Linked DNA regions of Homo sapiens: region 2 is linked to region 1. A link is a loop called in an ENCODE intact Hi-C map of the cell type or tissue named here. Cell type or tissue: dorsolateral prefrontal cortex. All regions are shown on one strand. Each heading gives the region's core, and the rest is flanking DNA. Links, peaks and the distances in the headings are about the cores only.

Evidence for each region. Hi-C counts contacts between places; a loop is a spot of excess contacts. Peaks named below come from ENCODE experiments on the same cell type or tissue, not always from the same donor. Only the 100,000 strongest peaks of a DNase experiment are listed, where the experiment ranks them.
Region 2: a loop joins it to region 1, with 5 times the contacts of the local background. A loop is called at or near these places in 4 of 110 quality-filtered maps.

Annotation. Positions count from the first base shown.
Region 1 is chr9:76,855,887-76,872,208 of GRCh38, reverse strand. All of the region lies in intron 1 of PRUNE2 (prune homolog 2 with BCH domain), which reads left to right. Among named protein-coding and RNA genes, the nearest start is that of PRUNE2, 42 kb to the left of the region's middle. In dorsolateral prefrontal cortex, for the core only: no CTCF peak of the experiment used is centred there; no DNase peak of the experiment used is centred there; H3K27ac peaks cover 4,707 bases.
Region 2 is chr9:76,907,051-76,923,372 of GRCh38, reverse strand. No RefSeq gene overlaps it. Among named protein-coding and RNA genes, the nearest start is that of PRUNE2, 9.1 kb to the right of the region's middle. In dorsolateral prefrontal cortex, for the core only: no CTCF peak of the experiment used is centred there; no DNase peak of the experiment used is centred there; H3K27ac peaks cover 106 bases.

The DNA of each region.
Region 1 (16,322 bases), core at 4,889-12,888:
TTGAATGTGCCTGTGACGATGCTTGGAAGGTGGGGCTTGCAGATGCTGCACCCTCAGTGGAGGTTGCTGGCCATGAGGGCACAGGGTTCCAGGGCCTACCCTTCCAGGTGCCAAGGACTCTTGTGGGTTTGGCATGGTATCTGTTGTTTCTAGGTGGGGCCAAACAATAGAAGCCTTCTATGTATGCAGGTGTTTGTGGTCACCTGTATAAATGTTGACTATTTTCATTTTTTACAATGTCACTATCTACAGCGTAATTTTAAGAAAATTGTCGTAACTAGGCTGGACGTGGTAGCTCACACCTGTAATCCCAGCACTTTGGGAGCCTGAGGCAGGCAGATTGCTTGAGGCCAGGAGTTTGAGACCAGTCTGGGCAACATGGTGAAACCCCATCTCTACTAAAAATACAAAAATTGGCCAGGCGGGGTGGCATGTACCTGTAGTCCCAGCTACTCAGGAGGCTGAGGCAGGAGAATCACTTGAAACCAGGAGGTGGAGGTTGCAGTAGGCTGACGTTGTGCCCCTGCACTCCAGCCTAGGTAACAGAGTGAGACTCTGTCTTAAAAAAATTGTCATAGTAATTTATATTTGCCCCAAGATAATCAAGATTGACCACTGTAAGTTTAAAAACACATATAAAATGGCTAGCAGATAGAGTGAGGAAGGGCTGAGCAGGGCCTTGGAGGCCCAGGATTACCAAAGCACTAGACACAGCTGTTAGCCAACATAGTTCAGTTATCTCTTGGTTTCCACAGGGAACTGGTTCCAGGACCCTCCCTGGATACCAAAATCTGTGGATGCTCAAGTCCTTGATATAAAATGAAATAGTATTTGCATATAACCGACATGCTTCCTCCTGTATACATTAAATCATCTCTAGATTACTGATAATGCCTAATACAATGTAAATGCTATGTAAATTGTTGAAGGAATAATGACAAGAAAAAAGTCCGCATATGTTCAGTACAGATACAACCATCCATTTTTTTGTTTTTCTTTGAGTGTCTTTTATGCCTGGTTGGTTGAATCCATGAATGTGAACCCAGGGATATGGATGACTGGCAGAGAGGGAGGTGGTCCTTAAATGCACAGGCTTTGGTGATCCTCATTCTAGGACAGTTACAGTCTATATGGACCAAATTTATCTGTCACATAGGGATAACGTAGGATTCCCACACAGGGTTCTGAGAATTTTGTGAAATGATGTCAGGCTCAGAAAAACAACATGATCCATAGTAGCTGCCCAGCAGTTGCTTTGTAGGCACCATTCACTTTGGATTTTATGTGAATGGCACTCCCTGGAGTTGTGCAATGGTGAGGTACTCTTTGCTGCCGTATTGTTATTAACTGGTTGTTGCCACTTAGGTTTCTGTCTTCAGTTATGGGGATTTGCTTCAGTTATGGGGATATGATGATGTCAAACCTGCCTGTCTTCTCTTGCCCTCACTCCACATCTTACTGTCAACATCCCCTACCACCACATCTGGAAACCAACCCATTGAGGATTTTTTTTTTTTTTTTTTGAGACAGAATCTCGCTCTGTCACCCAGGCTGGAGTGCAGTGGCGCAATATTGGCTCACTGCAAGCTCCGCCTCCCGGGTTCACGCCATTCTCCTGCCTCAGCCTCCCGAGTAGGTGGGACCACAGGCACCCGCTACCACGCCCAGCTAATTTTTTTGTATTTTTAGTAGAGACGGGGTTTCACCGTGTTAGCCAGGATGGTCTCGATCTCCTGACCTTGTGATCCACCCACCTCGGCCTCCCAAAGTGCTGGGATTACAGGCGGGAGCCACCGCACCCGGCCGGAGGATTTTTTTTTTAGCATGTTCTCTCTCCTTTCCACTCTGAGGCTCTAAAGAGGGAACTAAATTATCAGCGAATTAAATTATGAGTGTATTAAAAAGTTACTCCTTGTTGCAAAAAAAAAAAAAGTTAGGGAGTCTTGCTCTCTTCTTTTGACAAGAATTTATATTTAATAGGACCTATTTTACAGCTATTTATTATGGCAAAAGATTTGGGTGATCCGATGCATTTTTATTATGTATTGTTAAGGTTTTCATAATATTTAAAAATCTTTTTCATGTGTTAATCTCTGGATATGTATTTTTTTATTCAAAGTCCAATAAAAAAGTAAAGCAACAAAATATTCTTCTACTATAACAGCATTCTTTTTAATGTGGCTGACTTATTTAGAACATCAAGATAGAAAACATTTCTGTATTAAAGGTCCCTTCCATAATCTATTTAGTTAATGATCTCCCTTAAAATTACAAAAATAAAATTCAAATTGATAATATCAAAAAATTTTCCAATTGAGGGGCTCTGGAGACCCAAGTCAGTTCTCCTCATAGAAGAGAGAAGACAAAAGGAAAATGTTTGAGCAGCTGAAAAATAGGTTATTTACTACTTAGAATCATAAAACCGTATTTTCCCAAGGTGGGAAGCCTCTGATGCTTAGAATACTTTAAACTTTCCTTTGGGAGAGCTTGTTCTTAATAGAGCATGATACTCAGTTTATATCAACATGTTTATGCTTTTAAAATATCAGTGAAATAATATGGAATTTATATATGCGTGCATTTCTATATCTTGCTGCATCTGCATTTACTTTCTATTGCACTGTTCTCTGCTATAAAATGTGTATTTTAATAAACATTTTTTGAATATCTACTGTGCACCAGATACTGTTTAGTTTTAAAAGGGTTTTCTATTTTGCAAAATATTTTGAAAGAGAGAGAGAGAGAAAGAGAGAACGATCCTGAGAGGTCACCTGGAAGGTGAGAGTTCTTCTGTCACTGAAAAACACACAGTGTAATAAATAATGGCATCATTAAAAACTGTCGTCTTTGCAAAGTACAGTAATTGCTCTGCAGATCCCTCGCACATTTCCCTGTGAACCTGCATACCTGCACCGTACTGGAAACAATCTTCTCCTCCCTCCCACTTCCAGTCGCTTATCTATTCATTACTGCCATGTCTGAGTGGGTTTCAGACATGCCAGGTGTGTGGTGTCACTGGCCTGACGTCCATTCCAAATGCAGACATTTACACTCGTGAGTATTAAAGCAATAGATCTTCCTTATGACAACAAAAAGCTGACTGCAGAAAAGCAAAGCTTCTGGGAAAAGTCTTCGAGCGCGTCTTGGCTTGTTCATAGGGGGAGAAGACCTGACTAATTAGCTCCAGCCCTTCTAATCCGAAGGAGCAGAAATAATTAAAGTATCTGGGGCAAGCTGTGCCGCACAGCAGCAGGCTACAGAAGGGGCGACGCGGTAAGAGGACGTGATCTTAACACAGGCTCACAAAAGAAAGTTCTGGGAACTTAGTGTACAGCGGCAGAAGCCTTTCCTTCCCCCCCGCCCCCCCCCCCACCCCCCAAGGATCTGTTAAAGTAAAATTATTTATGAATCACAATTTTTTTCAATAAAATGAAAATACTTTAATCTAGAATAGAAGGGAAATTCCTACCAAAAATTAGGGCTGCTTAATTATTAAGATACTAGTCTTCAGGGCAAATTTGAGAAGTCGTAACAATTTTTTCTGATTGCTATTGCATATTGACGCTAGGTGAGTTGGCTGTTGCCCTGGGCAGAAGTCCTTTGTCTTAGAGACACTGCTGTGAATGATCATGTACATGTGATTGTGTAAATATTAGGGGAGAGGGGAGGGTTCTATCCTACAGAATTCCCTAATGGCTGTTAACTAACTTCCGTGGTCCTCCCGTATGCACCTTGTCCAGGGGATTGCTAGGGATGGTGGGCACAGTAAACCAGCTCAGGCCTGAGTGTATGTGTGGACACCTGCAAGGCAGCCTCATGGCACATGTCTGTGCAAAGATGAACAGTTTGTTTTTCAGAAGGTTCTGTATTCTAAGTGGAGGGCTTGGAAACGTGTTTGGAAGAGTGGAAAAAGACAGGTGGAAGAGTTTCGAATGGTATCATAGCTTTGTTATTTTGGATGTTTTTCTCCATTTTTGATATAAGTTACTATAAATGTCCTATGCCACCATTTACTGCCTGTCATGTATGTACTGAGTCATATGAGGTTTTTTCTTGATGTATTGTCAGGAAACAGTTAATAAAGAAATCTCGTCTACACCCACCTCGCATATAGAGTGGGTTTCTTTTTCCTGTCTACGGGAAAAAGGAATGACATGAAAAGCAGGAAGCACCCCTGAGTGCTCTAGTGAATTAAGATTGGAACCAGAATTTGGGGCTATTTCTCCACATCTTATTGTTTTTGTCTTAATTTGTAGCCAGGATAAATATTTAGATACATGTACACAAGAGCCTAGGAATAACATTAGGCTGTCAAGATTAAGAGAAAAAAGCAAAACCGGCCGGGCGCAGTGGCTCACACCTGTAATCCCAGCACTTTGGAAGGCCGAGGTGGGCGGATCACAAGGTCAGGAGTTCGAGACCAACCTGACCAACATGGTGAAACCCTGTCTCTACTAAAAATACACAAAAAAATTGGCCGGGCATGGTGGCACGCGCCTGTAATCCCAGCTACTCAGAAGGCTGAGGCAGGAGAATCACTTGAACCCAGGAGGTGGAGGTTGCAGTGAGCCGAGATTGTGCCACCGCGCTCCAGCCTTAGGGACAGAGTGAGACTCCGTCTCAACAACAACAACAACAACAAAAGAGCAAAACTGCAAAAAGCAAAGCAAGGTGAGGGCTCTCAGTCCTTACTTTTCCTCCAGTCATTTTTTCTGATACTGAATCAACCTGACAGCTCTTGGAAGTATTGCTGATGTAGCCTTAAATTCTAGCTCCACTGAGAACAATTTCCTTGTTCAGTTATATCACAGGAGATGGTGTTTGAATCATGTCAGCGTGGTGTGTGATCGTTTTGCGTGGTCTGATGCGGTTCGTTTTTTCTTTGTTGGGTACCCATGGTGTCATAAACACACTGTTGTTCTCCCCTACCCTCTCCGCATAAGATAAAAGATAAAAAAGAAAGCCATGAACAGCATGAAACACCTGCTGGCGGGGGCGGGGGCGGGGGGTTGATGGTGTTGTGGGAGAGGACAGAGCAGTTGGTGGGGGAGGAGAAAGGTGCGTGGGATGGCAGACAACCCATTCCCTTGTTTTTGCTACTCTAATCTCAGCCTAGGCTATAGCTGCCCAGGAACTCAGAATTTGGGCTTCTTATTTATTGCTTTGATTCACTCTTTCAGCAAATATTTGGTTGACTAATACCAGGCACAAGTCTGAGTGCTGATTCACCTCCACAGATTGAAACCGAAGACATGACCCGTTGTCAAGAATGTGCACACAGGGGCCTGGGCTGTTCACAGCACCGGGCGGAAAGGGCATTCCCTCCCTCCTCCCTCCCTTCTGACCATCCGCTCCCTCTCTCCCTCTTAACTTCCTCCCTACTTCCCTCCCTCTCTTCCTCTTCCTTCCATTCTCTCTCGCTCTTTCTCTCGCTCTCTTTTCTTTCCCTTCCTCCTTTCTTACCCACTTCCTTCCTTCCTCTCCTCCCTTCCTCCTTCCTTTCCTTTCTTTCTTCCTTCCTTCCTTCCTTTTTTGTACTTAAGTTTTCAAACATACGTCAGCAGAGAGGCCAAAGAGAACTCCACGTGCCCATCTCCCAGCTTCAAAAATTGCCAGCGTTTTGCAAAAAGGGCTAAAGTTGAATACTTAACAACCCTTGGGGAAGGCAGGCGTATGTCTTGTTGTCATTCTACTTATGAATAGGCAGTAGGAAGTTATTTGAACTTTACAAAATATTTCCCACATTTTGTCAACCGAATGAGACACTATAATAACTACAAAATATCGCAAAAAACACTATATGAAGTTTTGGAATTTGTTAGAAATCACTGTATGTAAAATCAGTGCCTAAGGGCAAAACCCTTGTACCTCTGATTATTAATATAATGGATATAGTTTTTGTCTTGAAATCATTTAAACTTGAATTTCAGAGTGACTTTATGCTAGACATGCATTGATCATGCAAGTGTTGGGGACAGAGCTAAGAAACACCTGGTAGCTAATTAGAATTATGCCCTTCTAATTTGGTGGTTTCTGTATCTATGTTAGGCCCCAGGATTGGGCCTGCTGGATGTGCATGTACTAATAGCAAGTCATGTTTTGGTAGAGTTCAATAGTGTACCTGTACACACTGCTTGAGATATTTAAAAATGAAATTATTGCAACTGCTATATCTTCAGAATAATAGATGAATTAGAATGTGGTAGCAACTCAGAAGTCAAGAATCTTGTCTTGAGAGAAAAGAGGAAAATATGTGATGACTTAATACTCATAAAATCCATTACTTTATAAAATCATTTTAATTCAGTTTTGGAACTTTAGATCATGAAGTGGGCATAATGCACATGTCATAATGCTCTGGTGTGTGTGTGTGTGTGTGTGTGTGTGTGTGTGTGTGTGTGTAGGGAGAGAGAGGGAGAAAGAAGGGAGAGAAATGAGAGCCTGTTAAGGTTGAGACAGGAATGATTATTTGCAGCCTATAGTATAACTTTTGACTTTTGTGCTATTAACAAGGTTTTATCCCATGATACTGTTATTTCATAAGAACATGACAAAGACATTACAAGAAAGTTAAAAATTATCTTCTGCCCAACTATTATATCCGATATTATCATTTTCACTGACAAAAATTGATTGGAGCATCTCCTGTGTGCAGCACGCTGCCTTAGGAAGTCTTGGGGACACAAAGGCCTGAGGATCTCAGTTGGCTGAGCTGTAAAAACCAGTCTCCAACCCTTGTTCATTGTACAGTGAGATTAGTAATAGTCTTTTGAATACTTTATCTTAATGCATACATTTATTTCTGAATTCTACTGTGTATTACTGTACTAGAATATAAGGAACATTGTAATACATTTTTTATTATTTATTTTTACTTTTGTAGCGGCAGGGTCTCACTATGTTGCCCAGGCTGGTCTCGAACTCCTGACCTCAAGCAGTCCTCCTGCCTCAGCCTTTCACAGTGTTGGGATTACTGGCATGAGCCACCATTTCTGGCTGTAAAACATATTTTAAAAAACAGAAAATGTAAAAGGATGACATAAATAGGCATTTGCATTGTTTCTTCTCTAACACTGAGGTGCACTACCTCATTTTGGAAATCACTGAAGGGTTTCAACTGGGTGAATCCTGAGGCCTCTGCTAACACTGAACTTCAGCAAATCTAAATAACATAACAGCAATTCTCTGAAACTGTGCTTGATCTAGAGCAACTCAAGCAGTGCTTCTCAAAAAACAATTGCAGATATATTCTGCAGTTGACAGGGACCACATGGTCCTTGAGAGCTTATCGTGGGTCCTCTTTAAGGCAATTGTTCCCAGACCTGGCTGCTCATGACAATCAGTCATAATATTTCTATCCATCTGATGAGCCAAAATAAAGAAGACATTTTATTGTTGGTCTAATTTGCATTTCCATGACTACTAATGAGACTGAATATCTTTTCATATATTCATTTCTTATTCTCTTAATTGCCCCGATCACATCCACTGCTGATGATTCCATTGGGTTGTTTGTCTTTTTAAAAATCAATATATAGGAACCCTTTGTGTGTCAGAAATATTGCCCTTTTAATGGCAAAATGGTACAACTATTATGCAAATATTATCATCCCCTCTGTTATTTGCCTTTTATCATTCTTTTTGGTGCTATTGTCCTACCAAAATGTTCTTACTTTTAAAGACATTTGATAATGAACTGTTTGACACCTTAGATTTTTATTTATTTGTTTATTTATTTATATTTATTTATTTATGTATTTCTTTAGGATCCAGGGAATACATATGCAGGTTTGTTACATGGGTGTATTAGGTGCTGCTGAGGTTTAGGATACAGATGGTCCTGTCACCCAGGTAGTGAGCATAGTACCCAATAGGTAGTTTTTCAGCCTACACCCTCCTTCCTGCTACCCCCTCTGGTAGGCCCCAGTGTCTGTTGTTCCCACATTTACATCCATGTAGAGTCAATGTTTAGCTCCCACTTATAAGTGAGAACACACAGTACTTGGTTTTCTGTTCCTGTGTTAATTTGCTTAGGATAATGTCCTCCATCCAGCTCCATACATTTTGCTGCAAAGGACTTGATTTTGTTCTGTTTTATGTCTGTGTAGCATTCCATGGTGTGTTTGTACCATATTTTCTTTATCCAATCCACGTTTGATGGGCACCTAGATTGATTCCATGCCTTTGCTGTTGGGAATAGCGCTGTGATTAACATATAAGTGCATGTGTCTTTGTGGTAGAATGATTTCTTTTCTTTTGGGTGTATATCTAGTAATGGGATTGTTGGTTGAATGGTAGTTCTGTTTAAAGTTCTTTGAGAAATCTCCAAGCTGCTTTCCGCAGTGGCTGAACTAATTTACATTCCCACCAACAGTGACAGTTTAGATTTAATTTTAAGTTGCATTATCATTTTGACATGAGGCAAAGCAGAGGAGCAAATGCAGTCCAGTCAAGAGCTAGGGAACCTAGGCTGCTCTTAGCTCAGTCTGAAGTGTATTGTTGCAACATTTTCAGGAAGCAAAGTAGGTAGATTGGGGAAAATATTGTACAGAGTGTGCTGCTGTTGTTTAGTACTCAAATGATAATGTCATATTAAATAATGCATGCTTATTGCATACTTAATGCAACTTTATTGAACAAGTTGTTCCATAATGCCCAAGGCCAGAAAACAAAATAGTTTTTTATTGATGTTACCAGAGTTGAATATGTTAACAATATTTTAGCAGTTTAATCATCAATGAGAATAGGATAAACATCCTGAAAGATACACAGAGAAAAATTCACAAATAATATGTTTATATGAAGACAGTAATGTTTTTGTGTCCATATATAAAAGTGATCTAAAGCACTCATAATCATAATAAACATGCATTATACAACATTACCGATCAACATGATAATGTTCAAATACACAAGGTTTGAAAACTAGGTATTTTTATGGATGGGAAGGTAAATTTCTATAACTTTCTGGTGAACATTAAAATATATTCTTTGACCCAGAAATTTAAGATCCAGGAATTTATCCTGAAGAGATAACTAGGGATAGATACAAAAATTATCTTCTGAAGTATTCACTGCAGTTTTATTTATACCACAAAAAATAAATAATTATAAATTTAATCTCTAACAATAGAGGATTGACTAAAGTATGAAGATCCGTATTAAGAAATACTATATCTGTTAAATGTTATCATCATTCACTCATTCATACATTCACTTTTTCAATAGTTATTGAACACTTACTGTGTGCAAAGCAGTAGGCTGGCAGCTGGAGTTACAAAAGCAAACAGAAGTCATCTATGGCCACAACAAGATTTAATTTTAGAAGTTGAAAAGAATGCTTAGAGGGCTGTTAATTTTGAAAAGAGAAGTTAAAAAATATTATGTGTAATAGGGTCACACTATTGCAAAAGAGAACACTCATAGAAGTACAGAGAGAAGATGAGAAGGAATACATTTAATATAGTAATTAACTGGGAATTAGGTTTTTTTTTGTGAGTTTCTACAAATGTTTTATAATGAACATATTTTATGAAGTCATTAAGATATAAACCTTAGGTGACGTGAGTGTAGGGTGCTATGTGTGTGTAGCGGGGGCATTCTTTCTCATTTGGGCTTTAAAACTCTTGGACTGCCTTTGATGTTTATCATTTAGTAGAAGAAGCTCTTCTAGCTTTTCCTAAGGCTCAGTTGTTTCTTAGATGGTTTTGCATGACTCCAACCTGGAGGCCTGAGCACAGTAAAAGGACACAGGACGCCACAAGGTCAGAGGATACAAGGAAAGGATTTGTGACCTAGACATATGTTCATAGGAGGCTAAATGAAAAAGACTGCAGCTCTCTCTTTTTTCTTTTTTCTGCCTCCTGGGTTCAAGCGATTCTCCTGTCTCAGCCTCCCAAGTAGCTGGGATTACAGGCATGTGCCAACCATGCCTGGCTAATTTTGTATTTTTAGTAGAGATGGGGTTTCACCATGTTGGTCAGGCTGGTCTCGAACTCCTGACCTCAGGTGATCTGCCTGCCTCGGCCTCCCAAAGTGCCGGGATTACAGGCGTGAGCCACCGTGCCTGGCCAAGACTGCAGTTCTTGAGGCTGAAAAAGGAAAGGTGAAGAGATTATAAAGATCTGTGAAACCATGGAGGTCAAACTCCTAGAATAGGGCACCTGTTTCAGCTAGAAGGAACCAGTGGGTAATAAAAGCATGCATCTCCCCACAACAGTGGGATGACTGGAAAATGAAAACATCTCAGGAGGCTATGCAGGACAATTCCCTTAGGAGCCCTTCAGGGAAGTTAAAGATTTGCGGGGCTCATCCCTAACTTTTTGTGATGGAAGAAAAATAATGGTGCTGCTTCCAAAACTGTCCTTTGAAGCCATCGTCAGAGCGAGGATCCTGAACAAAAATACAAAAAAAAAAAAAAAATGCTGTAAATAAAATAATACTTCTTGGCCACATCGTTTTTATGATCCAGAAGATATAAACTATATCCAGAAGTATATAAATGATATTTGAGGTCACTCGATTTGAGAAAACTTTGTTTTCAAGATGGGCAGCAAACAGGCTAAGGAAGAATGGATTAAGCTGAGAAGTTAAAAAAGTGGATTAGTTGATGTCCAGTGCTCCAGGCTTCAAGAAGCCTGACCGGGGGGAACTGAGGCTTTGGGTTTAGGTTTTGCCTCCCCCATCGCCTACCCACAATGGCCTCTTACATATGAGAACACAGAAGAAGGCCCAAATGCACACGGCCTGAACAGTTTATAGCTGAATTTGTTCACACTGATGCCTGTCTCCTCTCTTTCTCGAATAACAGATTTTAAATTTCTCATAATTACATCATTACCTGGAGAACATTTGAGACCCGGAGGGAGAGAATGGTGTTGGAAACAAAGAACAAAGAGAAATTCAGGAGGAGGTCAGGAGTTCTCAAAATCATCTCAAACCCAGGGCCAGTATCAAGAGGCATCTCGTTTATTTACCAAACCAGCAAAGAATGTGACTTTATCCCTGCACAGCAGAGCTGCAGAGGGGGTGTTTGCCTCGCCTCTGGACATCTCCAGGCCTCCCTGTGGCCCCTGCTGCTCACTTGGCCATGGTACCATCTGCTGCCCCTCCCACCTGGCTTCCTTGGAGGCTGTGACTGGGTTTGAGTTAGGGACCTGTAGGGTTGTGAGCAGCACGTTAGGTCTCCTCCTTCCCATCCTTGGAAGTCTTCTTACTTAGAATCGTGGCAGCCACAGGTGTTTGGGGTCTCCTGGGGAGGGGCTGGGCCCTTTCCGCATCACCCTGCAGCCAGTCTTCTGGGAGGAAGACACCCTGGTTGACTTGGAGCTAGTAAGTAGTCAAGGGACTCACTGGTTCAAAGGCCACCTTCTTTCTGGTTTTCTTTGGAGACACCATCCTACAGTTTCAGGAGGTTTATTTCTCTCTTGTTTCTTCATTTTTTTGGTTAGAAATGAGGGACCAAGAAATGTGCCCCCACTTTAGTGTGTGTGGAAAGTGAATCTCCAACTTCTGTGGGTTTTGTCTGAAATATTTTTAAAACAAAATTCGTTTCAATTAATTATTTTTGAAAAAAGTGTTCCAAAAATTTTCAGAAAAAAGATTTGGGGATATTTGAGCATGAGTATTGAAAAGTCATCTTATAACTGTATTGCAAGGGCTCCTTGTGAAACCACCGTTGCAGAAATGATAACAGTAACGGAAATCTGCCAACTGACTCCATCTTGCTTCTACCAGGCTGAACTGCTTTTGCTCATACTTGTTTTAAGGCAGTAAGTCATTTCCTTGAACTAATCCCCTCCTTGTTAAAAAATGGAAACTGTACTTGTAAATACTAACAAAAATTCACAAGGTTAGAGTTACGGGAAGGGCTTGAACTTTGCTAAGGAATAGACATACTGCTGTTGTTTTCGTATTAATTGCTTACTGCCTCAGCAATTAAGGGAGTCACAAGATCGATAACTTCCCCAACTACTCCTACAGATAACATCACTATTGTAAAACCTAAGTAACTGGTCTTTGAGATATGTTTCAGATTTGGCATTTTGGCAGGCTGAGAAACACCCCCTGGTCCTGAGACTCCCTCCCGGAAACTGACTCAGCTATGCAAAGACAGTTTAGACACCCCTGTGAGTTCATCCCCAGCCAATCAATTGTTTCAGCTTTCCAGCCCCTGCCCACTAAAGTACCCTGAAAAACCCTGGCTTCAGGCCGGGCGTGGTGGCTCATGCTTGTAATCCCAGTACTTTGGGAGGCCTAGGCAGGTGGATTGCCTGAGGTAAGGAGTTTGAGACCAGCCTGGCCAACATGGTGAAACCCCATCTCTACTAAAAAGAAAAATTAGCTGGGCATGGTGGCGGGCACTTGTAATCCCAGCTACTTGGGAAACTGAGGCAGGAGAATTGCTTGAACCCGGGAGGTTGCAGTGAGCCGAAATCATGCCATTGCACTCCAGCCTAGGCAACAAGAGTGAAACTCTGTCTCAAAACAAACAAACAAACAAACAAACAAACAAACAAACAAGCACCCTAGCCTCTGAATTCTTGGGGAAGCAGATTTGAGAACTACCTCCTGACCTCCCACTTGGCTGGCCCTGTGATGATTAAACTCTTTCATGGCTGATATATTTGCTATTCTCGGTGCATTGGTTTTTCTGGGCAGTGGGCAAGAAGAATCCATAGGATTGGGACATTTTATTAAAAGGTTTATGGCAGCAGCAACCTTGCTTCTAAGCCTGTGGAGGAAGGAAAGAGCAAATGGAGGGGCCTAGGCTTATAGGAGGGCCCAGGAAGCCCTCTTTCTGGTCAATTCTTCTGGGTGGCTTGAAAGTGCTTTTGCCTAACAAGTGCAGCTTCATTTAATGGGCCATTGAATCTGAATATGTAGGCATTTTGTAGGCTTTTAAAAAGAGATAAGAAGTTAAGAAGTCTCATTTTAGCGGTATATAGGATTACACTTTGAAAGCATATTAAAGTGATTTGGAATCCTGGCATAGTCAATATACTTTCTTTTTTACATTGATTATGAAAAGATTCTGTCCATCTATTTTGGAAGTGTATCTAGATGACAAAGCAGTGTAGTATCTCTTTCAATCCATTATCATATTCCATTTTGTATTGGGTTTGGGGAGCACTGGGTTTAGGCATTCGCAAAGGGTTGCCTGTCTTTTGAGATTCCTTGATGCTTGGTGTGCTTGTGTAGGTTGATATTAGGGAATGGATATTTACTCAGCAGACTGGGTCCCTCCAACCTAGGAGTTTACAGAGTCACATTTGGAAAATGTATACATTAGGCAATAATTATTTGCTGAACATGCTGGGCCTGCTCTCACCTCAGGGCCTTGGTACCTGTTCTTTCCTTAGCCTGAGACACCCTTTAGTCCCACTTACCTAACCTACAGACCTTTACTCAAATGCCACTTTCTTTTTTTTTCTTTCTTTTTTTTTTTTTTAATTATACCTTAAGTTCTGGGATACATGTGCAGAACATGCAGGTTTGTTACATAGGTATACACGTGCCATGGTGGTTTGCTGCATCCATCAACCTGTCATCTACATTAGGTATTTCTCCTAATGCTATCCCTTCCCTTGCTTTCGACCCCTTGACAGGCCCCAGTGTGTGATGTTGCCCTCCCTGTGTCTATGTGTTCTCATTGCTCAACTCCCACTTATGAGTGAGAACATGCAGTGTCTGGTTTTCTGTTCCTGTATTAGTTTGCTGAGAATGATGGTTTCCAGCTTCATCCATGTCCCTGCAAAGAACATGAACTCATCCTTTTTTATGGCTGCATAGTATTCCATGGTGTATATGTGCCACATTTTCTTTACCCAGTTGATCATTGATGGGCATCAAATGCCACTTTCTAATGAACCTCACCTCAGCATATCCCATCCCCGTTTTATGATTTCATCTTCTCCATTTAAATTATCTGATTATTTGGTTCATCAGTTCACCATGCACTAAATTGCAAGTGCAGTGAGGGATGGGATTTTTGTCCATTTGGTTTATTGCTATATCCTTAGAGCCTAGAACAGTGCCTGGCACAAGCAGATTTTTATTGTTGGGGTGACAATAGTAAATCAAATTGATGAAACTGTACATTTATCATTATTATTGTCCCTTTTATTTGGGCATGATTTGTCTGTTTGTGAATCATCCATAGCACAATTTGAACTGTATCAAGGGACATCAGTATTAAGATTGGGCACCTGAGAGTCTCTGAATATGTGGATATGTGAGATAGGAAGGGGCCTACAGACCTTCAGTGAGCAGTGCAGACGATCTTTGGGGTCAGGAGTCTCTTTTGGGTTCCGTGAACTAGTTGCAGCCCCTATAGATGGGCCCATTCCCTCAGGGTGCACCAGAACCGTGGGGACCTCCCATTACCTGCCCCAGACACCTGAAATCAGTCCTCAGAATTTTCTGCCTTGGCTTGACCCCTGTGTTTGCTCTGTTTGCACAACCAAGGTCATTTGTGGGGGGAAGCTCAAGAGTGGGCCCTGTATTCTCTGGTTCTTAATTCCAATTTGAAGAGATTGAGCTCACGTACAGGGTGAGTCTACATGACTAATTTTATGTTTTATTCCTCCAAGCAGGCAGGAGTTTGAGCATGGTTACCCTTTGCTGCCCTGCAATTCTATCTTATCAGTGGTTACTGGTAGGAATTGGGCACTTAGGAACATCTGAGATATTCTGAGGCCAAGCCTATCTCTTTCAGGGCTTACTGGTGGCACAAAAGGTACCTTCTGGTTGGGCTGTCCCTTTCTGTCTGGTCCACCATTCTAAGCTGGGTCATCTTTTTTTTTTCCAGTCATCTTTTTGGATTATGGCATGATTTCTGGAGGGTCTCTTTACAATGAGAGCATATTACATTGGTGACACGTTAACTCAGGAGTACTCATTGGCATATATTCTTCATTGGAGTTGCTGGTGGAGGAGCAGTGGGTCCTTGAGAGCCTGGGCACCAAGATGGTACATTTTGATGGATGGGGGTGGAGGGGGAAAGAGAGTGCTGAAGCCTGGAAACTGTATATGCGCTGGGGATGGCAAATATGGGTAAATGGCATTGGAAGAGGCCATGACCATGAAGGAACTTGATGCATAGGATGAAGGAAAGTGAGGAGAGAAATGAGAGACCATGAAAAAAGAGACATGTTGGCCAGGCGCGGTGGCTCACGCCTGTAATCCCAGTACTTTGGGAGGCAAAGGCGGGTGGATTACCTGAGGTCAGGAGTTTGAGACCAGCCTGGCCAACATGGTGAAACTCCGTCTCTACTAAAAATACAAAAATTAGCTGGATGTGGTAGCGGGCACCTGTAATCCCAGCTACTCAGAAGGCTGAGGAAGGAGAATCGCTTGAACCTGGGAGGCGGAGGTTGCAGTGAGCCAAGATCACGCCATTACACTCCAGCCTGGGTGACAGAGCGAGACTCCATCTTGGAAAAAAAAAAAGAAAAAGAAAAGAGAGGCATATGACACCAAGGAGAACCCTCAAAATTTTGCAGTGGGGTATGCTATGGTCCTTACCCGTTATACCTTTTTCTCTTTAAATGGAAAGAGATATGTCAGCAAGGAAAGATTAATTCATTTACATTCAATCCATGTAAATTAACCTTATAATTATCTTACAGGGTTCCTGAGTTGTGAGAGTTCGTGTAGCATGCTTTGGGGTTGCAGTCTTCATTTAGCACCTTTTCTTCCTTAAGTATAATTGGTTTTGGGCTTGGTAATGAATCGGCACACAAATCTTGCTACACTCCCCATGTCTTCTTTCCTGTAAGTTGAGGGTGGAACACAAAGCTATGTCAGGGAATGATCAAGCCTAGACAAGAAGCAAATAGGTCAGCTTTGGGGGTAATTTTGATCTCACAAATGTCTGAAGTCTTGCTGTATTTCATTCTCTCTTCTCCCTGAATTCCGTGCTCACTTGTGTGGACGCTGAGATCCTCATAGTGTTGAGAAGTCATTATGGCATTAATACAGGGCAGAGGAGATGGGGCTCACTGCACTGTGCTGTGGGATTCTGGGAACCACCCTGGTCCATCACAGACTCCTCTGACCTATAAAAAGTGCTGCTAATCTTCTTACTGTCTGCCTTATAAGATTTGGGAAGAGAAATGAGGTAATGTCTACTTAGATCTTTGAGCTTCTCGGAAGAATAGCATTCTGCAGTAATATGATTTCCTAATGTGTTTGTTTGTGTTGTAATAGACTGTAATTCCATTTACCTACCTTTCTTTAGGAGCTTCTAGAATATTTGACTGTGTTGCACAGGGGAAGCAGTCTGACATTGAGAGTGAGAACTGGACCTAGACTAGAACCCT
Region 2 (16,322 bases), core at 6,794-14,793, 49 kb before region 1:
AGGCATGTGCCACCACATCCAGCTAATTTTTTATTTTTGGTAGACTTGGAGTCTTGTTATGTTGTCTAGGCTGGTCTCCAACTCCTGGGCTCAAGTAATCCACCAGCCTTGGCCTCCCAAAGTGCTGGGATTACAGGTGTAAGCCACTGTATCAGGCCCAAATTTTTGATATCATAAACAACCTGTGGCAAATATTCTTGCATATGCATCTTTTCACACTTCTTTGACTATTTTTTGCTAATACATTCCTAAGGGTAGGTTTTCTGAGTCAGATGGCAGGCACATTGTAAACACCTTTTATATATATATATTTAGAAAGTGTCAGTGGTGTGCTGGAACTCTGAAACAAATTAGAGCTTTCCCCCTCTTCTATGGAGAGCTGACTATTAAACATTTAGCATACTACTGGAAAGTGTGTACAAATCTCCAGTCCTAACAGTATATGAGGACCCATTATTTTCACCTCAAAATCCATACTGATGCTTAAAACAGTAATATGTGCTAGTTGTAATTTGTATATTCTAATACTGATGATTCATAGTACCTGTTGCTATCTCTAGTTTTTCTTTTCTATAGCTCATTTAGAGGTTAAAAGAAATTTCAGGTATATTTGGGCATATTTCATACTCAGCCAGGTCAGTATGGTCCATTAAGGGCAAGCAAATTTTGCAGGGATTTAGCATAATTATGCAATAATTCCAAGGAGTCTCTGCACTTTGGAAAATTGTTATTTATAAAAACCTTTTAACTAATTGTTTTGGCATACATTGTTGATCTGCAGGGAACTTGGTGACACACAGAGAGGGAAGGGGAGAGAGTGATTAGAATCTCCAGGAGTCCTTTATCTAATTTTCCATCATCATACCATATACTCCATTTAAGCCCACGGGTGGGGATCTTCCTGACCTTGTTGGTACTGCTACCCTGGTAGCTAGTAAACCACTCTTTTAATGTGGTTGTGTTGCTTCTGTTGCAGTGGAATAAAGATTTGGACCACTGAGTCATCTAGTTCTAAGAAGCTGTGATTCTATCAGAAATGATCAATGGGGGGAGTCAGCTGGCATAATGAAAATAGCATGAATTTGGGGGTTAAGGTCTCCAGAATTCTAAGTCCTGCTTTGCCACAGGGCTATGCATTTTCTGTCATTTTCTACTCCACAGCTTGATTGGCTTATCTAGCCAACTAGATTCCTGCTTCATTTTCCCTAATCACTCCTGGTAGATCTTTTCGCCAAGGATTTACAAAGGAGCTACTCAAGAAATTCCCATGTGAAAGAGTGATAGTCTTCTACTTGATAAAAGCATAGGAATAGCCCCTTTGCCTCTAGATAACTGAATGCTCTTAGACAAGCCTCAGTTTTCACATGAATAGAATGAGTACATGTGTGTTAGTCTATTCTGGCATTGTAATAAAGAACTACTGAGACTGGGTAATTGAAAAGAGGTTTAATTGGCTCACGGTTCCACAGGTGGTATAGGAAGCATAGCTGGAGAGGGCTCGGGTAACTTACAATCGTGGTGGAAGGTGAAGGGAAAGTTGGCACATCCTTCATGGCTGGACCAGGAGGATGTGTGTGTGGGGTGCTACACACTTTTAGATAACCAGATCTCATGAGAACTCACTCACTGTCATGAGAACAGCAAGGGGAAGTGTGCCCCCAAGAATCAATCAGGCCCCAACCCTGACGATTACAATTCGACATGAGATTTGGGTGGGGACGCAAATCCAAACCATATCAGTGTGTGTGTGTGCGCGCATGCGCGCGCACGTTTAGAGGCCGGGGGGAACTGCACTCAATGTGTGAGTCCTGAAGTTCAATGATTCTATGAAACCAATTCACCTGTATAGTAAATGTGGTGGAATCACACTAGTGCCTTCAATAGAAACTAAACTCCCTTAAAAGAAGCGTTTGAGTTAGCTTCCAGAGACTGCTATGTGAGAACATGATGTTAAGTTGTCATATGTATGCTATAATTTGATTCTCACTGGAAGAATGCAGCAGTGATGTAAGAGGCTGTTTGTGAAATTAGGCCATCAGGGAATGCTTGTGCCCCATGACTGTAAGGACTATAATTCTCTTACACACAGACATCAAATGTTATTGCAAAGCCATTGGAAAAATTCTAATTATTTTAAAGGCATATATAAAATATGTACCTTTTATTAAATAATATGAATATAAAGTAAGATCAAGTTCTGACTCTGAGCTGTCCATGCTGATGACCTACAGAGCATTGCCAGCTTTAGTCTCTGCATTGCCTTCTTTTCTTGTAAGTATCAATGGCAGTTGCCCACTCAATGTAAGTTGAAGGGTGCAGCTGAAATCACCACCGCATCCCCAAAATATCTTTTCCACCAATGCTTTTGAAACCAAAGGTTTGCCACTTGAGATGAAGAAATCCTTTTTCTAGGTTTTTACCTCTAGCACCCCCTTGTTAAGAATATTGCAATGTCAATTGGTCATTACTAAAGGCCAGAGATAGCCAATGCAATCACCAAGTGTATCAGCGTATCAATTTTTTTTTTTTTTGAGATGGAGTCTCGCTCTGTCGCTCAGGCTGGAGTGCAGTGGCGCCATCTCGGCTCACTGAAAGCTCCTCCTCCCAGGTTCACACCATTCTCCTGCCTCAGCCTCTCAAGTAGCTGGGATTACAGGCACCCACCACCACGCCAGTTAATTTTTTTTTGTATTTTTAGTAGAGACAGGGTTTCACCGTGTTAGCCAGGATGGTCTCGATCTTGTGATCTGTCTGCCTCGGCCTCCCAAAGTGCTGGGATTACAGGCGTGAGCCACTGCATCTGGCCTTTTTTTTTTTTTTTTGAGACTGAGTCTCACTCTGTTGCCCAAGCTAGAGTGCAGTGGCAGGTATGAGCTTGGCTCACTGCAAGCAACCTCTGCCTCCCAGATTCAAGTGATTTTCGTGCCTCAGCCTCCCTAGTAGCTGAGATTACAGGCACCAGCCACAACACCTAATTTTTGTAGTTTTAGTACAGACGGGTTTTCACCATGTTGACCAGGCTGGTCTTGAACTCCCGACCTCAAGTGATCCACGCACCTTGGACTTCCAAAGTGCTGGGATTACAGGTGTGACCCACTATGGCCAACTAGTTTTCTGGGTCTTCTGTAAAAAAAAATTACCATGAACTTGGAGGCTTCAAACAATTTAAAAAATGCTGTTATAGTTTTGGAGGCCAGAAGTCCAAAACTAAGGTGTCAACAGGGTTGGTTCCTTGTGGATGCTCTGAGGGCAATCCATTCCTTGCCTATCTCCTAGCTTCCAATGGCTGCTGCCAATCCTCAGTGTTGCTTGGCTTGTAGACGTATTGATTCAGTCTCTGTCTCCATCTTCACATCTCATTTTCCTCTCTATCCCCGTGTCTCCAGTTTCTTTCTGCCTTGCTCTTATGACTCCTGGCATTAGATTAAAGGTCCACCCCAAATCTAGGATAAACTCATCTCGAGATTTTTACATCTGCAAAGATGTAAAAGAATTCTTTGCGAAGAAGCAAAGAATTATATCTGCAAAGATCTTTTTCAAAATAAGTTTACATTCACAGGTTCCAAAGGTGAGGACATGGACATATCTTTTTTTTTTTTTTTTGTCAGGGTCCAGGGGCACTGTTCAATCCACTGTAGCATGGGAAGCCCTGATAAAAAGAGACACAGGACAAGTAAGTACTGAACGGAAGGGATGGTAAAAAGAGAGATTTGAAAGGTAGGATGAGAACACTAGGCTGGAATTGGGGGATGGGTTGGAGATTGAAGGATAAATTCTTTCTTTCTTTTTTTTTTTTTTTTTGTTTGTTTTGTTTTAGTTTTTTGAAACAGGGTCTCACTCTCTCACCCAGGCAGGAGTGCAATGGCGTGATCTCAGCTCACTGCAACCTCTGCCTTGTAGATTCAAGCAATTCTCGTGCCTCAGCTTCCCAAGTAGCTGGGATTACAGGCATGTGCCACCATGCCCAGCTCATTTTTTTGTATTTTTAGAAGAGATGGGGTTTCACCATCTTGAGGTCAGGTTTCAAACTCCTGACCTCAAAGTGATCTGCCTGCTTTGGCCTCCCAAAGTGCTGGGACTATAGGCATGAGCCACCACACCTGGCCTGGAGAAATTATTTCCATTTTACTGATGAGCATTCTAAAAGGGAAATTGATAATCTTGAAGAACTTTGCCTGGGGGGTTCTCCTTGCAAGGGATTCTTTGGCCTGAGAAATCACTGGCCCTTATGCTGTTGGTGCCATAAGAGAATCTGGGAATGTGACTAGGACCGAACCATTTTGTGCGTGTTTTTTTGGCTGTTTATTCACTTGTCTATTCATCCATCCATTCAGTAAACATTTATTGAGCACTTTCTTTGTTCCTGGAACATAGAAGGCTACCTCCTTCTCAGGTGCCTTGTTGGGATGTTCTGTCCCTGTTTGTATCCAGCGTTGGGCTGGCAGTTTAGTGGAGTTGCACATGGTCAAGTCAGCCACTAAGATTACAATCAAGTAGAGTCAAAATTGCCTTAGAAAACTTCTGAAAACATCTATAAAGTACACCTAAATGGGTTTCTCCAATCTGAATACGGGGTTCAGACACAATAAACAATCGCAGGATGGAGATAATTGAGGAACACGATGAAGCACATCCTAGGATGATAATTGGTTTTGTCTTCTAACATTATTTTAATTCTTCTTTTCTTCCCTTTGCCGCACTTACAGAATTAAAGTTGTGAAAATTATATACGTACTTCACGTGATTCTAGTCTACTGCCACACAAGGCTCTGGTGGAGATGTAGCAACTGGAATCTTTCAAAACCGTGTGAGCCAGAGGCAGCCATAGGGATATTATGGTTGCTTGTTTATTCAGAAGTCACTGTTGTGTGGTTGAAAGAGACATGGGCTACTCCTCTCTGCTTGAAACAGAAAATTCCGTGAGAGACTCACGCAACCTACAAGAGGCTGGGTTGCCTCATGGTTCATCTCAATGATGTCCTCATAAAGGAAACTCCAGTCAGGTAGCCCTCAAAGCATTGAAAACAATGTAATTTTTCCTGAAATCTCATGAAGCTGCACCGAAGAGGAAACCCATACATAGCATATTTTCTTAAAATTCCGTCTCACATTTCTTTTTTAATATTTCACACATCACAGATGGCAGTTACCTAAAATTCCCACTTTTTATCCCTTAACATTTTGCAAATCCTCCCCAAATTTTTTGCACTCTGGCTCTTCTTTCTCCCTGTCCTCTGGTTTTCCTGATCTCAATTTTATCCCCTTTTACATGTAAATCAGTCTAGATGGCTGTAGTATTTTTTCATTTTCTTGACCACTGTTTCCTTCTTATGAGATCCATAAAGCGCAAAGCAAATCTACACCGAAAACTCTGGAATTAACCAGGATTTGAATTGAGCAGTTTGATTTTGCTACTTAGTAACAATGTGATTTTGGGTAAATTTCTTAAACTCTCTGATTCTCTCTCTTTTTTTCTAATTTGTAAAATAAAGCCAATAATACCAAATTGGTAGAGATGGTTTGAGGATTAAGTGAAACAATATATTTTCAGATTCCTATCACAATGCTGGCCATATTAGGCGGTTTAAAAAAATGCTGGTCGTTTTCTTTTTCTTTTCTTTGTAGAAAGATCTCCTTGTAGAGACAAATCACAATCAAAGACTTTTTGGTTAATGTGGAACGAGATCATGTGAATTAGAGCACATGGCGCTCTAAAGGCTCCATGCTAAGAATAACTGACAGATCCATGCTACGGCAAAAATTGTTTTGCAATGGGAACTACGGCTAGGGGTCTGCCTCCCATCAAGGATTTATTTATGGAGGAATTCCCAAAATACAGGAAGAATGTTCAAATAGTAGCAGCCAGGAAATTTCCAACATCTGCTACACTGGGTCACTCTGAATTGGTCTTTTTGGCTTCTTTCTGTAATTTCCATTTTGGGAAATCAGGAGTTGTGACTCACAGTGGTAAATCTTCACACAGTTGAAATATGCCTTATTAGCACAATCTATTTTAGTATTATTAATGCCATAGTATAAATATGTACAGCATTAGAAGTAGTCAATTAGTGGAGGCTGATTTTTATTTTACTTCTATGTTGGCTTTACTTTCAAAATATATGTTATGTTATTATTGTTTTCCTTTTCTTCATTTTCATTGCTACCTTTCTTGGTCCAAGCCATCACTATCTCTTAGGTAGGTGATGAGATAGAGCACTAAGAGGTCTGGGACTCTTCCGCCCCTACACAGCAGCCTTGCCCTCCACATGGCAGCTGGAGTGATCTTTATAAAACCACACATGAGAACATGTTCCTCCTCTGATGGCTTCACACCACATCTGGAATAAAACCCTAACATCCTACCCTGACCGAGTGGGCCCTATGAGTTCCCCTTGCCTCTCTGAGCACATCTACTCCCCCGCTCATGCTGGGTCGGCCTTCTATCCGTACCTTTGACCATGTATTCCCTCTGCTTTGATCTCTTCCCATCTATTCTTACAGGGCTGGCTTCTTCTTGCCATTCAGGTCTCAATATCTCCTCAGACAGACTCCTAGCCCCTTAATCTAACGTAGACCTGCTTCTACTCCAATCATTATCGTTCTGCTTTATCTTTGTAGTGTGTGCTACTCTCTGACATTTTGAATTATTTGTTTTCTTGCTTATTGTCTGTGTAGGGGAGAAAAGATTTCTTTCCTCACTCATTGTAAAGTTCATGGCCAACAACCCTATGACAAAAGAGTAATAAGCAAAAAGCTTGCAAATGCATTTCATGTAAATCTTACATGACATGTGAGCCTTCAGAAGCAAAGCCCCAAAGACCCAGGGAAAACTGTATTTTTATGGACAGCCATACAGAAGTATAATTGAAGGACAAAAGGGTCTGATCCAAAGGTAACAAACTGGGAGAAATGTAGTAAGACCTGTTTGTTCAGTTTCTTCTGTGTGGGCACCTGCCACATGAGTGTCTTCAGGGGAGAAGGAACAGAAGAGGTCGGAGAGTGACGATCCTGGGTTTTATGGTCTGCTTCAGGGGAGGAAAGCCTGAGAGAAGGTCAGAGACGCCTTCCTACTTCTGCTGTTTTTTCAGTTTCCAAGGTGTCAGTCATATTTTGGGGTATCACACCTGAAGCCTCTGCGAGACCACAGGTCTGTGTGCCTGTCCAGTGTCTGGGACATAACAGGAGCTTAAAAAGCATTCTCTCCACACGGGGATTTACCGTAGACATGTTTGTGAAAACCAAACAAATCCTTAATTCCTCTCCCCCTGCAAGGTGTCCTTCCTCCATTTAGAGCTGCCCTTTTCCAGAGTTCCCAGGGTCTCTGGGTCATTACCAGGTTCCCTTATCACAAAGAGAAAGAGTGGAAGTTTCCTATGTTTTCTCTCCTCAACCTCCAGTCAGTTTTCTCCATTCCAGGCTGCCTTTGCTGTGTGCAAAGCTCAATTGTCTGCCTCAATTTTAATAATTCAGTGTTGAATGGGCACATTTGCATATGCAAATATTTGAAGAATTGAAATGGCAATTAACAGATGTATATTTGGGATTAATTTAAAATATTTTTTGTCTTTTCCTGTTTACTTTCATGGTCCAGCAGTAATTCTGATCTTAGTGACTTGCTGTGATTCCTCCATCCAATGTGTTTCCAGGTCTACTCTAGCCAGAGTCAGATTTCTAAAAGATGCTGTGCTGTCTTTGAATACGATTGAAAAATCACCATTTTAACCCCTTTATAGAACCTAATAAAGCATTTCAGAAGTACCTGCATTTCTTTTTATTTCTACCTGGTTGATGAGCCTCTCTCTTTCAAGGCTTCAGCTAGAGGAGAATTGATCAACACGTGTTATTATAATTATTTGAGGACCTACCATGGAAAGGGCACTGTGCTGGAAGCAGCTGGGGGAATATAGAGAGGAGTAAGACCAAAGCCCTGTCCTCTGGAGCCTTATGGTTCCACAGGAAGGAGAAGATGTGAAGACTCGTTACCTGAAGTTGACATTTGGTGGATGACACAGCATTCAACACAAAACATTTGCCATCCCCCAAAAAGCTGCCAACTGTTACTGGATGGCTTTGGTGATTTCCATGACATTTTTCCAAAATACAATGACTTTCCTCTTGTGGTTTTTGTACATCAACAAATCTTTTCAACTAACAACTACTGGGAAAAGTGAATCTATAGAAGTTTATTATTAAATAAACTAACATGAAAATGAGGCTGTTATAGCAGTATTGGAGTGGTAATAGTCCAGCCCTTCCCCAACTGCTGACTCCATATTTTAAAACCGTTTTTAGGATTTTTTTTCCCCTTCATTCACAGAAAGGAAGGTGACAGGGTGAAGGAGGTGGGGGTGGGGTGCGGGGGGCACATAGTAGAAGGAATCTGGAATCCAGAAGAGGTAGTATCGGTTTCTAACAACTTTCTGAGCTAAGTCTAGTGGAATATTAATGTGAATGAATCCTTGACAGAAACAGAAGAAATTGGGTGGCAGCATTTCCCAAGAGTGATGAATTGCAGGTGGTGTCTCCAGGGAGTAGGTCAATGAGAGTATGACGGAGATGTTTGCTGGGAAGCAGGTCCTTTGCTTTGCTGCCCAGTTTAAAGAAAATACAGCAAAGAAGCAAATGCTGTAGGTGGACACTGCGGCTCTGCGTTAATGGATTTGGATTTCCTTCTTCCTTTTCCTCTGGAACTTCAGTGGTTTTATAATGCAGAGATTTAGAGAAGGAAAATGCAGAGCAAATAATTTTTGCCCTCATTGAAATCGACAGTTTGTTGGACATTTTTAAATATCCAGTTTTTTATTTTACTGCTTTCTACACAATATTATTGAAAATACATTACATACTGAATTCAGTTTTTTCTAAGTGAAATATTGCCACTATATAAGAAGAGAGATCAATGGCCTTTGTTAGACAACAATTGAACAGCATCCTTTAGCCTGAAATTTGAGTCTTTCTTTCTTTCTTTTTTTTTTTTTTTTTGGTTCCAGGCTTCCTGTCATGAATAGAAAATTTCTCTGAGGACATTAGGATTTGATACCTAAGAAAACACATACCTCTAACAAATCTTGCTAATTTTTCTCTTTCCAGGCTTGTTATTTACATGTCTACATGTCTTAATTACTGACCTTTGAGTTGAAGTTCCTTAAAATACTTGATTACTTTTTTTTACAGGTGGATATTTTTATGCCATCTTAACATAATCCCTCTGTTCTACACAAACATCTAATGCTACAAAGATATTCAAAGACTTTTTAACAAAAATAAGACAATTTCTCTTGTACACTTTCATGTTTCTTGTGGATCTAAGAATTGTATGATTCCATTTTGTAATCATAGAATGTTAAGGTTGGAAACATCCACTCAAGCCTTCTGTTTCTCCTAGGACCCTAAGACCTGGAGATGCTAAAATCACTATCCAAAGGACTAACATCACTATCCAAAGGACTAAAACTCAAGCATTTAACCATCAGAACATAATAGTGTTCCACTTTTTGGGAAGGGGTGAGGTTCAAGAATGATGAGGGGAGAGATGAGGACGGGGGCTGGGTAAAGGAGAACCTGATGGGAAAGAAGCAATGATTTAGCTGAGCCATCATTGATGACAGGAGCTTTTAATGATGTGTGCTGATCAAGCTTCTGGGACATTTACCTCTTTCTTGCTGGTGATTTCTCTGACTCATCTGCAAACATCAGGTATGAGGTCTATGTGGCCAAGTAGGTGAAGGGGTGAAGAGGTAGGTGAAGGGGTGACCAGCTCATTCTTAACTGTGGCAGAGCAATTGAAAGTGCCATGTGGTGAGTACTCATTTCTTCTCCAGTCTCCACATTTGCTTTTTTGGGTGAGCAGCTGGGTAGCCCATGCCAGTGGACAGGCAGTGATGTGCAGTCGCTTAGTACCTGGGCTCTGGACCTGGTCACCTGCTTTGGCTACTTACTACCTGAGTAATTTTGTGAAAATTGCATCTTTGTACCTCAGTTTGCACATCTTTAAAATGAGGATAATAGTACCTGATTTATACATTTGTTATGAGGACTAAATGCTATTAATACACATAAAAAATTAAAGTGATATTTCATGCAAAGAAACTCTTCATAAACATTAGCCTTTTTGATGAAAAAGGCCTGAACTTTGGAATACAGAGTCTAGATTTCAATCTTCAGGCATGTCAGTAAACAATTTTGGGCCTGTTTCTTCAGCTCTAGAATAGGTTGGTTGCAGTTCCCATTGTTCTGGCCTTACAGCATTATTGCAAGGATGAGAGATCATGTTGGTCGACTCTCAGGGTGTGGAAATTATTAACATTCTACTTTCCTTGCCAAATACTTCCTCAGTGGAAATGCAGGATGGGATCATGAGTTAAAGTTTATACTGTAACTGAGAGAGCCAGCGTTGTTTTGAAGGTACTTGAGATACCTTTCTGCAGGAAGAGCGTGTATAAAACTGAAGCCACCTGAATGTATAGTGTGAGAGGAAGCTGGGACTTTAAGGCCCTATCTACATCTTTCCACAGGCAACAGACCTGAAAGTGGCAGCCACTGCCTTATTATTCTGATGACTCACAGAGCCGGAGTACTTCCTCTCTCCTCCACTGTCCTTTCAAATTAAATTCATTGCTCTTCAAGATGTCTGTGGTTCCCAGAAATGACGCAAGTTGTATGTACCCCGTTCAAAGCCTGAGCATTTGACTCTCAGGACATTCTCCCAAGTGGTCTGGGCCCTGCCACTTGCTAATACAGCTCTGACAATCTCAATCACTCCTCTTTTTCCTTTCTTTACAGAAACTCAGAGAAGACAATGGCTATATGGACTCCTTTTAAAAAAAGTCTTGCAAAGCTTACCTTAAAAAATTTGGATATTCTTGCTAAACCACAAAATAAAAAAAATAGTTAATTCCTCTTAATATTATTTGCTAACATGGATAGTATCTGACCACCCACAGGACAAAAAAACAGACATTTAACAGTTGCTTACAGGCTAAATGAGAGGCCCTAGTTAATGCACATTAGTCCTGTTTCTATCTCTTGTCCTTGAAATAAGCTTAAAATGCTTTTAAATTTAGTTCAAGTGTGAGATGCAGTTTCTTGAACCTCTTGTGTCACATGAAACAATTTAAAAGCAGCGAACATAACCCATCTGCACCAAGGAGAATCTACCTGTGAGAGGTGTTGTTGGTCAGTGAGGAAGCTAGCTTGGAAATGTGCCCAAATAGTGAATCAGCAGCTGCCATCCCAGCTACATTTCATTTTTAAAAGGATAGCATATGTCAGGTATTTTTTTTTTTTTTTTTTTGCCAACCAAGCTGATTTCTTCAGTATTCTGTTTTCCCTTGTTAACATTTCCCAGTATTTGTAGGGATGTTAGCATTTGATTCTTTAATGACAATCATGTAAAGTAACTAGGGCAGGTATTTATCTTCTATTTCATAGATAAGGAGATTAATAATAAATAACTTGCCCAAAAGTACACAGCAAGGTCTCATATCCAGATTTTCTGATACCATGCTGTGAGCACCAGGGAAGCTGGTTAAGATAAGGAAATCTTCAGATACCCCTGTGGTGGCACTGACAGTAATAGGTGTGCCATGAGATGGATGAAGAGCTACAGTGCTCCTGTGAGAGTCTACAGAGGAAAGATCTAGTGCCCCATGGGGGTAAGGAATGGTAATTTGGGGATACAACCCCTAAGCAAGTTATATTTCACTAGTGAGTAGTACAGGTAGATGTGTTATTGCTGAGAAACATCTGCAGTGCCTTTCTCTGAAACAGGCCTCTTATCATATGAAGCCCAGGTTGCAAAGGAATATAACCTTGGGAGATATTACTTGGTGTAGAATAGACACAAGTTATAATTAAATCATGTCACATTTTTAGTGACTGCTGTTCCATCCACAATTGACCTGGAGATTTTCCTCTTGTTGGGTTCTCTTCATGGATTTTCTTTCTTCCACTTACAGCTATTGCATGAAGTTTCTCCTCTCCTTAACAGACTCTTGGGAATCAGAATAACGGCAGCAACTGGCCAAGAATTGGGCACTTTGCATATATTGTTGCATTTGGGCTTCATGACAGTCCTAAGAGGGAGTATTATCTATTCATCTATTTTATAGATGAAGACCTTGAAGCTTAGAAAGGATAACTTGCCCTAACTTTCTGAGCTGGTAACTGGCCAGATGCTCTGCCTATCTATTGCTGCAGAACAAATCCCAGAAAGTTAATGGCTTATAATAGCAATCATTTTATTATATCCCACAGTTTAATGGGCCAGGAATTTGGGCAGGGCTTAGCAGACACAGCTTAGCTCTGTTCCATGTGGCATCAGCTGGCTTGACTGGGCTGGAGAATCTATTTCCAAGATGGCTCACCACGCGGCTGGCAGCTGGGCTGTTACCCAGAGTTCATAGCTCCTCTCTGTGTGAACCTCTCTATATGGCTGCTTGGGCTTCCTCATAGCATGATGGATAGGTTCCAAGAGCATGTATTCCAAAAGACAAGAGGTCGAGGCTACCAATCACTTAAGAACTTGGTCCCAGAAACTGGCATGATGTCATTTCTGTAATATTTTATTGCTTGGGAAGTCAGAGTTCTCCTAGATTCAAGAAGTAACATAGACCCTGCCTCTCACTGGGAGAAGTATCAAGGAATTTTCAGCCATGATTAATCTACCACACAGAGCAAAGATGAGCATACGGGTCTTAGTTACCACAACATATTGCATCTCAACTAGTATCACACCAGATGCATTTCTCAATCACTGCATTTATCTATTTGGTAGTGACTAGCCTGTGAGCTCCTTGAGGGCAGGGATCATGTCTTATGCATCTTAGGGTAAACAAAATCCTATAAGAGCATAGTCTATGCTTCATAAATGCTCAAGGAAGGAATGAAAGAGAGCTGAGTTCCAGTCCTGGCCTCTGCTTCAAAGTAGCTCTGTTAGTCTGAGCAGGATGCTGAACTACTCCAGGCCTTGGTCCCATCTCAGTAATATGAGGAGATGGCATCATCAGAGGATCCCTTAAGTCTCTTTCTTTTTTTTTCCCCTAGCACTACCATTGTGTTAGTCCGCTCAGGCTGCTATAACAAAATATTTTAAATTGAGCAGCTTAAACAACAGACATTTATTTCTCACAGTTCTAGAGGCTGGGAAGTCCAAGATCCAGGTGCTGGCCAATTTGGTTCCTGATGAGGACACTTCCCTGCCTTGCAGATGGCCATGTTTCTCCTGTGTCCTCACATGGTGGGAAGGAAGAGGTGGGGGGAGGGAGAGAGAGAGACACTAATCCCATCATGAGCGCTCCACCCTCACCACCTCATCTAAACTTAATGACACCCAAAGGCCCACCTCCTGATACCAGCACATTGGGGGTTAAGGTGTCAACACAGGAATTTTGGGGGGACACAGGCATTTAATCCATAATAACCACTTTACTAATCTACTCAAGATAATGATTTCAAAAATAAAGAGAGTTCGGATACAGGTCTCAAATGAGGGGAGTCCAGGAATCAAGAAATCTGAGAGAGAGTAAAGCAAAGAGTAGAGGAAATGGGATTGTTCTGCCAACAAGGACAAGGGACTCTAGAGAGAAGAGGGTGAAATGAGGTTCAGATACAAATACATAAATTACGATCGTAGTGCTTGGAATAGAAAGAAAGGAAGTTGAAGGAGGCTTTTTTAAAGTTTGAACACTTTGGACTGGGGACTATTTGGCCACAGTGGGTGGCAGAGTGTAGTAAATCAAAGGGAACTCCAGGTTTTGTACCTGAGTGACTGAGGAATGCGAATTCATCTAACATCAGCAGTAGTTCCCAACCCTGACTACACGGAGAATTACCTGGAGAGCTTTGAAAAAATATTGATGCCTGGGCCCCTCTCAAGATCGCTCAATTCAGAATTTCTGTTCTGAATTGTTCTGTTTTAATGTTCCAGAGATGGAGCTTGGAACATTAGTTTGTTTTTTTGGAGGCTCCCAGGTGATTCCACTGTGCAGCCAGGGTTGACAATATCTTACCTAGAGTTAAAGTCACTAGATTTCTGGCTGCTATGGAATCATAAAAATTGGAGGATCAAATGCCGATAGCTACCAAATAACATCATGTATGGTTTGTGGTGTATGCAGAAAAATGACCTCCCAAAGATGTCTACAACCTAATCCTTAGAACCTATGAGTATGTTAGGTTACATGGCAAAGGGAATTAAGTTTTCAGATGAAATTAAGGTTGCTAATGAACTGACCTTGAAATGGGGGAGATTATCCTGGATTAACCAAATAGGCCCAATGTAAACACAAGGGCCCCTAAAAAGTGGAAAAGGAGGTTAGAAGAACAGTCAGAGAAATGAAATGTTGCTGGCTTTGAAGATGGAGTAAGTCTGGGCGCGGCAGCTCATGCCTGTAATCCTAGCACTTTGAGAGGCCGAGGCGGGCAGATCACTTGAGGTCTGGAGTTCCAGACCAGCCTGGCCAACATGGTGAAACCTGTCTCTACTAAAAATACAAAAATTAGCTGGGCATGGTGGTGCGCATCTGTAATCCCAGCTACTCGAGAGGCTGAGGCAGGAGAATAGCTTGAACCCGGGAGGCAGGGGTTGCAGTGAACCCAGGTTGTGCCATTCCACTCCAGCCTGGGGTACTAGAGGGAAACTCCATCTCGAAAAAAAAGAAAGAAAGAAAGAAAGAAAAAAACAGATGGAGGAAGATGCCACAAGTCAAAAAACATGGGCAGCTTCTAGTCGATTGTCCCCTAGAGCCTCTAAAAAAGAATGTAGCTCTGTTGATACCTTGCTTGCCCAATGAGACCTGTGTAGGACTTTTGACCTACATAACTGTAAGGTAATACATTTATGTTGTTTCAAGCCACTGAATTTGTGAGATTCTGTTAAAACAGCCCCAGGAAGCTAATATAGGTGGTCAGCTTAGGAAGGTTTCATAGAAAATGTTAATTTTGATAAACTTTTGAAGGGACATTATTGGTGGAGAAAAAGATGGGGAGATTGATGTTGGAATTTGAGTCCATCAGAATTTTTTTTTAACATTTCAAGGATGTGTGATACCTACCTAGAATATTTATAAGCCAAAGCTAGAGGAATAAAACAGTATTATGTAATTGGTGCTAAATTCCCCAGTGAAGTCAGAGGCAAGGCATTCTCTAGAATTTTTCTCAGTAATGTTACTTGAATTGTGTGCAACTTCACAGATTTAAAGGCTGACAAAATACTTGCTTTACCTGGTTGGTTTTAAATTACTTAAGTCAGTACAGAAAGCAGACAGAATCTCCAGCTTCCACAAAGCCCACCCCTGAATGTCACCTGGAGCTTAATATTCTTATCACTCTCCTTTAATCAGATCTGTGGACCCTGCTGATTTGTTTTCATTGGATCCTTCTGAATAAAAAATAATTGGATCATGAGACACACATATACACACAGAGACAGACAAGAAAACAGACACACATTGAGACAGGAGAAATAGAGCAAAAAAAAAAAAAACCCTTCCATATGTACCTTTTTTCATTAAAACATATTTATTGAGGACCTGTATATGACATGAACATACATCATGTTAGGGTTCCATCAGTGAATGAGACAGGCAAGGTCCCTGTCTTTACAGAGCTCACAGCCTGGTGGAGGACATAGACAAATAATTATGCAATTTATAGCAGAGTGGAAAATGTAAGTTGCTATGAGGGAATACAGAAGGGGCAACCAACTCAGTCTGGGGATGGGAAGGGAAAAGTGTGTTGGGGAGGCTTTCTGGAGAAAGAGAACTTCTACGCCACTCACTGTCAAAGTGTGGTTTTTGGATCAGCAGCATCGGCAAACCCTGGGAGATTGTATACATGGACATTCTCAGGCCCATTAAGCCACACCTATTAGGGCTAAAATTCTAAGGATGGGGCACGGAAATCTGTGTTTCATCAAGCCCTCTAAGTGATTTAGATACATGTAAAGTTCATCGAGAATCAGAGCATCACACCTGAACTGCACATTAGAATCACTTGGGTCACTTTCCACAGAAATGCTGTGGCCCCATGCCCAGAGATATTAATTTAATTGGACTGGGATAAAGCCCTGGTATCAGTACTTTCTCAAGTCTCAGGTGATTACGATGTGATTTTACTGTGCAGTCAGGGTTGAGGCTACTTCTGTAGAACAGCTGAGGCTGGGGGCTAGGACAAGGGCTGGAAGGATCTTACAGGTGGTGTGCAAAAGCCCAGAGGTCAGAGAAAGCCTGATGTAGTGTGTTTGGGGACCGGACAAGGCTACATACAACAAAACCCCATGATTTAAAATAAGGTTTGTAGATATAAGTTCATTTGTTCATTGT